2 separate regions of the Homo sapiens genome follow, and region 1 is linked to region 2. A link is an interaction called in ENCODE POLR2A ChIA-PET data of the cell type or tissue named here. Cell type or tissue: PC-3. All regions are shown on one strand. Region 1 overlaps LAMA3 (laminin subunit alpha 3). Region 2 overlaps LAMA3 (laminin subunit alpha 3).

Region 1 (5,000 bases), 78 kb before region 2:
ATCCTTATTTTACAGATGAAGACCTAAGGCCCAGAGGACAGAAGTAATATACCTGAGGTCACCCAGAGAGTGAGCGGCAGAGACAGGACGCAACTCACACCACACATCTTCTTGGTCTGGAGGCAGAAGGAGAAAAATGAAGCCAGTGAAATGGCCAGAGAAGCATCATCAGAGAGGTTAGAAGAAGATGCCAGTATTACAGGAGACGAAGGACGACAGAGGTCGTGCAGGTGAGAACCCTGAGCTCCTTCTGTGTGGCTGTTACAGCCGTCACCACTGTGTCAACAGCACATCCCAGCGCCTGCACACTGCCTGGCCAGCCTCACAGATTATTTGATGAAGTGCATCAAAGAAATTGCCTCTCCAAGTTGTTAGGGCTCAGGAATTGATGCCTAGCTGGAAGCCCTTCTGTTCTGAGAACACCAAGTCGATGACCTTTTCTGGTTTTTAATTTCTCCATTTAACACAAAGGCTTAGTAAATCTGAGTGGAGATAGAGGGAATCCCCAAATCTTTCCTGTGGCTACTACCCTTCTGAAAAGGCATGAGGTACACGTGGCTTCACTGGATGTCCAGGTGGACTGCCATCTCCTTTGATCAATCTGAAAATAGCTTGGACGCGGTCAACAGTACTGCAGCTTTTACTACCAGGGATCTCCAGCTTCCTCACGTCTGACACAGATGGATAAAGTCTTCCAAAAATATTCTAGCCCTTTTGTATGTTCAGAGAATCTGATGGCACATATCTTCCATTACTAGGAGCAGATGCAAATTTACTTTTTCATCGCTATAAATAGATATATGTGCTGTCTTGTTGTGCTAAAAAAAATGAAGTTTTGATCAATATAAGCATCTTTTTGATCTTGATAGAATTGGCCAGAATAATAGACCTTTCGATAATTACACAATATAGTCCGTGATACAATCAGAGATTGAAAAAGAAATGGAATCAGAATTTTAAATTTAGATAGGAAGTTAGAGATGATTTTACTAAACTTCATTTTACAGAGTAAGAAGCTGAAAGCCAGGCAGACAAAATGACTTGCCCAGTCTCATAGCTAGGACTTGCCAAAGGTGAGTCGAAGGCTCAGTTTTATGGTTCCAACTTATTGCCTCTAAAACTACAACACCAGGTTGACTAAGTAAAGAGTGAGTATTGTAGATTGCTAAAATTATTTTTGTAATTCATTTTAAAGTAGATGAATATTTGTAACAGTTTGATTTTCTTATAGTATGATAAAGTTGAATGCTTATAAGTAGTTAAATACAATTTGAGAATTGCAATTTTTCAGCTTTGCAGTTTGTGATGATTTGTACAACTGCAGGACAAGACTGTGAAAGAATGTGTTTTCCTTTTTCTCATAAACTCTAGGTATCTCTGATTATTTCTTTTACATGAGCTTTAGACTCCTCTAAACATATTCTTCATAAAGGAAATTTTCTAAGGAGGAAAAAAATAGTTTTTCCTCTAATATTTATAAAGAAGTAATCCCTTCAGGCAATCAAAAGCTTTTTCAGCATTTACACTGAAATTATCATGGGCAATTTGTGCAATTTACAGTAATGTAAATTTTCTTACATTTTCTGACAAGGCCCTTTTATGACAAATCTACTTTGATCATGGGAAGATGCGTTATCCCATTAGATTATTATAGTCCCTTTCCTAAGGTCAAAGTAAACAGTTTTACATCTTGGTTTAAGTGTAATACAAGTCAGCAAGATTCCATTTCTGTTGATGCTGTCAGGTTTGGGCAAAACTTACTATAGACATGCCTCCATCCTGAGTTAGGAATATTCCAGTCTATTAAATTATCATTGGCAGTGACAGTTTGTTAAAAATAAAATTCTTAGGGATTTTTACATAAAATACTGCAGTAAATCCATCCATCACCTTCTGGTGCCTTAACAAGATTAAAACATTTTTAAAAGCACTCTTGGTTTTCTTTTTCTGTGACAGCAGCATTGAGAAATTGTGTGTGAAGTTCCATTTGCAGCGATTTATTGTTGACAAACCACTCCCTTTGAAAACTCTACTGCTTCTCTTCCTGCCTGAAAACTGATTCTCCATCTCCCCCTTGGTTCCTTTGCTTCCTGTGATTAAACACAGGTATCCCCTCTGGTTCTTGAGTGACTGAGCTGACTCAGGCAGGACTCACACCTGTGGTTTTAAAGACTTGGAATATTTCATGATTTGAGTTTTTCTCCCAGCTTCCTTACAAGGTTCCAGTATTATCAAGGAGTTGGGAGGCACCAGATAACAATTAAAGGTGTGGTTAAGGGGCCTTTCTTAGAAAAGCAAACATTGCTGCTATAGAGAGTTGAATTGTATCCCCACAAAAGATCTGTCCAAGTTCTACCCCCCACTACCTGAGAATGTGACCTTATTTGGAAACAGGGTCTTTAGAGATGTAATTAAGTTAAGATGAGGTTATACCAGAGTACGGTGGGCCTTAAGCCAGTATGACTGGTGTCCTTATAAGAAAATGAGAAGAGACAGAGACACGTACAGAGAGGGAAACGCCACAGGAAGACAGAGACACACAGGGAGAACAGCATGTAATGGCGGAGGCAGAGGTTGCAGTGATGCAGCCAACAGCCCAGGGACTCCCCCAGGAATACCTGCACACCAGAAGCGAAGAGAAAGGCATGGAACAGGTTCTCTTGCAGACCCTCCGGAAGAAACCAACCCTGCCGACATCTTGATTTTTAATTTCCAGGCTCCAGAAATGTGTAAGAATAAATTTCTGTTATTTTAGCGTTGTTTGTGGCATTCGTTAATGGCAGTCATGGGAGACTACCACAGCCACCCTCAAGTGGGAGTCACTGAGGCCTGTCCCCAGCAGCCATAGGCCCTCTTGGCTCTCACACCCAAATTACGGACTCCATAATATCCATGTGCCTGGGGTGCGTGCTGAAGGGAGTGGGGTGCATGGTGAAACTTCTGCTTTCCCCTGCACGCTGCCATCCTGGCCTGGCCTCTGACTCAGTTTCCCCAGCATATCACCACTGATCTAATTCTTACCAGTCTCTCCTTCTAGGAGCCATACGCTTTCTCTGGCCCCTGCAGCCCCCACCCAGTCCTGCTGAGATCAGGCTTGTCACCTGGAACCATGTGACACCGGCCTCCACATTCCAATGCAGCCTCTGAATCAAACCTCTCAGCAATGCAGCATCTGCATGAGCCGAGGTCTCCACCTGTCCCTTAGCAATTAAGTACTGGACTGCTCAGCGATCCTCTGAGGGCAGCCCCACTCTCAGGCCAGGCTCTCCAGCCTGTCTCCTGTTCACCCTGACTCCCTCCTCACTCCCACCAAGCCCTGCTGTGGAGGCCTCAGCTCCCCTTCCAGCCCAAATCAGCTAGGTGGGATTTCAGACTCTGTCACACATTGACCTTAACCACACTGCCAGCGAACCCTAGAAGGAGGGTATGAAGCTCATACCTAAATACAAATGGACAGGTGCTCACCACAAGGCATCCCAGCAAAGCACACAGATACCTTCATTATGCATGTATCATTCTTCTCCCACTTCTGCCTCATGGCACACACAGAACACAGTCCCATAGTGACAGCATGCTGGAGTCAATGGGCAAGGCTGCTGCCGGCCCAAGATGACTGGTAATCTGTCCACACAGGCTCTGCCCAGTTCTGAGCCTAAGGGACCAATCACTCCACCCACTGCAACCCATCCTGTCTGGGAAGCTCATGCCGAGGTCAACACAGGGCACCCCTGGACAGGTGGGAAGTGGAAAGTGACGATGACCAGTGTGTGGGCAGATGGCACGCGACCTCCCTGTGACAGAAGCAGACAGGCTACTCCCCCAGCTCACCTGCACTGCCCGCTGTCCCGGTCACACTCCGGCATGGCAGCCTCGATGGTGCCCCTCCTGGAACAGTTGCAGCCTTCGCAGCCGGCCATGGGGTGGAAGCTGAATGAGTGTGTCTCACACACCTCACACTGGGGCCTGACCGTGCGGGGAGGGCAGCGGCACTGCCCCGTCATCTCTTCACAAAGGCGCCGACCACAGCTGCACGCTGGCCAGGGGATAAAGAAATACCATGTGAGGGTCAAAGGCCGCCTGGGCTCCAGCAGCACTCCACCAACTGCCAGGCTTTCCAGAAGCCTCCAAAGGGTCAGAGAGAAATATTTGGATCTGAAAGGCCCATTTCTTGGAGTCAAGACCAACCACACCAAATGCTCATGGCAGACAGTGTGGATGGGGATTGAGGAGCCAGCCAGATCCAAGAAAGACCCTCCAAGGAGCCCACCTCGCTGCCACTGTGTGCCACTCATATGGGGCCTCTGGACCATTGAAGGATTCTGGAAATTGGTAGGAGGCTGCTCTCAGGCTCCCTGAAGTGGCTCCACATCCACATCACCCCAGTACCCTGTGCGTCCAGAGCCCAGGGTCAGGGCACAACCTGGCAGCAGGGTTCTTGTTCCTTGGCCTCTGCATGGGGACTCTGCACACTGCATTTCTCACTGCAGTCACGTGAAGTGAGCTTACCCTACCCCTCGGACCACAAGATGGTTCTGAGATAAAGGTCCCATGGGTTCTCATTCAGTGAGTAGCACTGCCACATGACCCTGGCTGTCCTATCTCAACTGAGTTTGGGTTGGGCCAAAAAAATGGAAGGGGCTTCTGTGACGAAGGGGATCAAGCTCTCCAAGATTCTGAGGTTTAAGACTTGTCACACTCACCTGCTTTGCCAAGTGCATAGGCCACACAGCAGGGGAGTCACAAATACTTATCTTCTAGAACATTGCTACTTAGAGTGCGGTCCATGGACCAGCAGCATGGGCATCACCTGGGTGCTTATTGGAAATGTAGAGACTCAGGCTCCAGCCCAGTCTCCTGAATCAGAATCTGCATTTCTCCAGATCTCCAGGTGAGTCTCTAGCACAGTGCCACTGAAGAAGCCTGCTCCTGGTAAGCATCATCCACACGGGACCAGAGCAGAACTTGGGTGATGGGAAACGTGCACTTACGCTTGCAGCGTG
Region 2 (5,000 bases):
GCCTCCAGCCCAAAAATTGAAATTATTAGAGATCATAGAAACATGTCAAAACAACAGAAAATGGAGAAACTAACATTTATCACAGGCCTAATATGTGACAGGCCCAATGGTAAGTATTTTCCTACATGCTTTTGATTGCATTTTATTTAATCTTATGAAATACATTATCATTTCCATTTACATGCAATAAATCCAAAATTCAAAGAGACTGTGTAAGTGACTGAGGTCACATAGCGAGCACAACTAATACTCTGAAGAGAGAGGGCATGAAGGAAGTTATTAACTGATCCAAAGTTAGCCTGATGACTTCGCTGAGGCAGTACACACAGGCTAAGATACACCAACTTGAAATGAAACTTACGGATGCAGCCATCAGGGGCATCCACTGGAACCCCATAAGGGCGGTAATAGCCCTTAGCACACTGTTCACAGTTTACTCCAGCTGTGTTGTGCTAGAAAGAAACAAAAGAAACTTAAAGGAAGGGTTCTGGGGAAGACGATTCTCCTTATTTTGTGCTACTCACCCAGAGGAATAATTCTGTCATATACAATTGTAATTTTGAAGTCACTGAAATAATAATTTAAAAAAGCATTAATCTTGACCTTGACCAAAATTTACCATAGGATTGGCTTAATCTTGGCTCTGGAATTTTTTTCTTATTGGGAGAGGAAAGGAAACATTCCATCAACTGGACAAGCCCAGGCTTTATCCTTGATCGAAGAATTTGCTTTAATGAAGCACCTGACATGTGAGTGAGAAAACACTGAAGAGGACTGTTCTCGTAGCCTCATTCAGAAGAACTGACGAATGGATAATGAATCGCACAGTTTAACCCAAGGGTCATGTGTGCATTTACACCTTCTCCAATTTTGGAAGGAATAACATATACAGATCCTTGTCTCTCTTCGTTCTAATTTTATCTGTGCTTTAGTCATAAAACCCTTTTCTGAATACCTCTGTTTCATGAATGGAAAATGGAGGCATGAGTCTCATACACGGAGCTCATTTTAAAGTACAATACTAGGCAGCTCTTTCCAGTTCATGGTTAATCCTTGTAATTGCCACATAATTAAATTACCCAACATGCATCATCAGTTTCCAAAACTATGGATCTAGCTCATTTCTGCCTCTTTTGCTCTAACTTGGGAATAATTAGGAGGACAATGTTCTTTCACTAATGAAAAGAAAGGCAATAAGAAGTTAACAAGAACAAAAACACAATTTGACCCACACAAAAGTCTGCACAGAAACACAGAGGGAGAACAAAGACCCATTCTGTATCCTCTCCTGTTTTAGATAATTTTATTAACTACAGACTTTTCTTTATTACCGCTCATTTTCCCATAGGCTAAAATCTGAATTCACTTTAATGTTGAGGTCTAAAACCACATTGGCCACTTCTGTGACTTGAAATTTACATGCATAAACATGGTGGGTAAATCAGAAACAGCTGTGGCCCACCTTCCCATCCGATGTCAATTAACCCTCAAATCTGTTGTTTGCCACTGTTTCTTACCATAGACAGAGGACATCAGGTTAACTAGACTGGAAATAGTGAAACCAACATAACAACGACACAACTAGGGAGTGAGTTTAAGACTTAGATCAGCCCAGGTGCAGTGGCTCACGCCTGTAATCCCAGCAGTCTGGGAGGCCAAAGTGGGTGGGTCACAAGGTCAGGAGTTCAAGACCAGCCTGACCAATATGGTGAAACCCCGTCTCTGCTAAAAATATAAAAATTAGCCGGGCATGGTGGCACACACCTGTAATTCCAGCTACTCAGCAGGCTGAGGCAGGAGAATTGCTTGAACCCAGGAGGCAGAGGTTGCAGTGAGCCGAAATCACACCACTGCACTCCAGCCAGGGTGACAGAGCAAGACTCCGTCTCAAAAAAAAAAAAAAAGACTTCGATCAGAAGTCACATCTCTGTGGAAGAGGTGAAAGACTTTGTTTTAGTTCATGGAGATAAAGTATCTTCATGCATCATCTCAAACAATGGGGATAATCTTCAATCTTAGTTAAGAGCATCAATATTTAAGGGAAAAGAAATCAAGAAGGAGTCAATCCAAAAATGTTGTGCTCCTGGCTTTCTTCTTTCATTACTCTTTTCTTTCAACATTTTATCTTGAAAAATTCCCAACTTTACAGTGAACACCTTTACACTCCCCCACCTACAATTTACCATTAATATTTTACCATATTTGCTTTATCACATAATTATCCATCCATCCATTCCTCTATCCATCCACTAATTCATCTTATCTCTTACGCATTTCAAAATAAATTGCAGCTATCAGTCACTTTCCCCTAAATACTTCACCATGCATTTAACTAGCTGGAATTCAGTATTTGTTTACAGTTTTTTTCTTCTGTTATAAAATTTACAAGTGCAAAAAACTTATAAGTGCAAAACTATTAATTGTACATCCACTGAGTCAAGACAAATGCATACATCTGTGAAATCCAATTCCTTATCTAGATATAGAGCAATATCATTACCCCAAAGTTCCTCTTTCCCCTTCACAGTCAATCTCCATCATCAACTCTTCAAAGTCAACCACATTTCTGACTTTCTCCACTATGGACTACTTTTACCTGTTTCAGAATTTCATTTAAATGGCCCTGATACTTTTGGGTGTGTGTTTTTTCAGTCGTCATTCACTGAGCATAATGTTTTTAAGATTCTTGCATGTCGCTGCATCCATCAGTAGTTTCTTCCTCTCTGTTGCTCCACAGAGTCCCATTCTATAGTTATGCCTGAGTTTCTTCATCCATTCTACTATTGTTGGTCACCTGGGCTATTTCTAGTTGGGGGTATTTGCATAAAGCTACTATAAACTTTTTGAAAACAAACATTTCCATTTCTTATGAATAAATGCCTATGAGTGGAAATTGTGAGTCATGGGATAGGTGTATGTTTAGCTTTATTTTTTTTAAATGGCCGTTTTCCCAAAGTAGTTGTACCATTCTGCATTGTTATCAACAATGATGAATAGGTGTGGTTATTCCACATTCTCACCAAAATTTGATGTTGTCAGCCTTTTTAATAATAGTCATCCTTTAAAGCTGAGGAAAAAATAGCAATCCTGGGGAGTATGTAGTAGTATGTCATTGTAATCTTAATTTGCATTTCTCTGATGACTAATAATGTTAAGCTCTTTTTTTTGTTTTGTTTTGTTTTGTTTTTGAGACAGAGTCTCGCTCTGTCGCCCAGGCTGGAGTGCAGTGGCGCGATCTCGACTCACTGCAACCTCTGCCTCCCGGGTTCACGCCATTCTCCTGCCTCAGCCTCCCGAGTAGCTGGGACTACAGGCGCCCGCCACCATGCCCGGCTAATTTTTGGTATTTTTAGTAGAGTCAGGGTTTCACCGTATTAGCCAGGATGGTCTCAATCTCCTGACCTCGTGATCCGCCCGCCTCAGCCTCCCAAAGTGCTGGGATTACAGGCGTGAGCCACAGCACCCGGCCTTGTTAAGCTCTTTGATGTACATTTATTGGCCATTTATATATCTACTTTTGTCAAGTAGCTATTCAAATCTTTTGAATTTTTTTGAGGTTTTTTTTTTTATAACTGAGCTGTGGAAGTTCTTTGTATATCCCAGATACCAACCATTTGTCAGGTTTATGTTTTGTGAATATTTTCTGTCTGTAACTTGCCTATTCATTTTCTTAATAGCATGTTTTGTTTTGAGCAGAAGTTTTTAATTTTGATAAAATCTAAATTGTCAATTTTTCATGGTTATTGTTGATGTTTTTGTCTAGTTTTATAAATTGCCAATAGGATGGTATTTAAATCTCCAACTATGATCATAGAATTGTCTATTTTTCCCTCTAATTCTGTCAAATTTTGCTTCATGTATTTTAAAGCTCTATTGTTAGATGCAAACACACTTATGATTACTGTCTCCCTGATGAATTTACTCTTAGCATTACGAAATGTCTTTATTTGTGTTAATGCTCTTTGTCTTAAAGTTTACTTTGCCTGATATTTTTACTCTATCCTTCTAATGTTTATTGTTTACATAGTATATTTTTTCCCATTCATTTACTTTCAACTTGTCCTTATATTTAAAGGTAAGTACTTGTGAACAATATAGTTGAGTCTTGCTTTTTTATTCATTCTTATTGCTTCTGCCTTTGAATTGGAGTGTTTAGTCCATTAACATTTAGAGTATTTTTTATAGAGCTGGATTTGGGTCTACCACTATTTGTATCTATTTTCTGCTTGCCCCTTCCTTTTGTGTCTGGTGTGTGTGTATGTGGTTTTGTGTGTGTGTGTGCTTGCGCACATGCATGCACTTCATCCCCTGTTCCTTCATTTATCTATTTTTTGGATTATTTGAATGTTTTTAAAATTACCTTTAGAAGTATCTATTGGCCTTTTAGCTGTACCTCTTTGCATTATTTTGTCAGCAGTTGTTTTAGGGACTACAATATATATCCTTCACGTCTCACAGTCAAATTAGAGTTAATATTGTATTATTTTTTATGCTATTGTTGCATATGTATTATATTTACATGCATTTTATAAATACCATGAGACAATGTCATAAATTTTGTTGTAAGCGGCCCTACATACTCTAATTTTTTCCAGCTATATTGAAGTATTATTTACAAAATATTCTTTTATTTTCCTTTTCCATTATTTATTCTCTCCTCTAAAACATTTACAAATGGGATTGAGTAAAGGAAAATAATTACAGATCATTGTATTACCATAAAAGGGCAGAGATTTGGAAATAAAGAGGGGTTGGGAAGGTAGGTAGTTTCCTAAAATTCTTTTTCCAAAAAAAAAATTCAACTCTAATTTTAGATTCAGGGGGTACATGTACAGATTTGTTAGCTGGATATATTGCATGGCGCTCAGCTTTGGTGTATGATTGATCCTGCCACCCAGGTACTGAGCATAGTACCCAATAGTTAGTTTTTCGACCCTTGTCGCCCTTCTTCGCTCTCCCCTCTAGTAGTCCCCAGTGTCTATTGTTTCCACCTTTATGTC

Evidence for each region. ChIA-PET counts read pairs that join two places held together with the same protein. Peaks named below come from ENCODE experiments on the same cell type or tissue, not always from the same donor. Only the 100,000 strongest peaks of a DNase experiment are listed, where the experiment ranks them.
Region 1: POLR2A ChIA-PET joins it to region 2 with 5 read pairs; 2 of 35 experiments call an interaction of 5 or more read pairs at or near these places.

The regions. Positions count from the first base shown.
Region 1 is chr18:23,846,497-23,851,496 of GRCh38, reverse strand. LAMA3 (laminin subunit alpha 3) reads right to left here. Exons shown (of 75, transcript NM_198129.4): 31 at 4,989-5,000; 32 at 3,829-4,033. Among named protein-coding and RNA genes, the nearest start is that of LINC02958, 130 kb to the left of the region's middle. RefSeq lists an enhancer at 3,500-4,345. In PC-3, no CTCF peak of the experiment used is centred here; a DNase peak (open chromatin) is centred at 2,136; H3K4me3 peaks cover 479 bases; H3K27ac peaks cover 4,087 bases.
Region 2 is chr18:23,768,949-23,773,948 of GRCh38, reverse strand. It overlaps LAMA3 (laminin subunit alpha 3), which reads right to left. Exons shown (of 75, transcript NM_198129.4): 9 at 362-452. Among named protein-coding and RNA genes, the nearest start is that of LAMA3, 82 kb to the right of the region's middle. In PC-3, no CTCF peak of the experiment used is centred here; no DNase peak of the experiment used is centred here.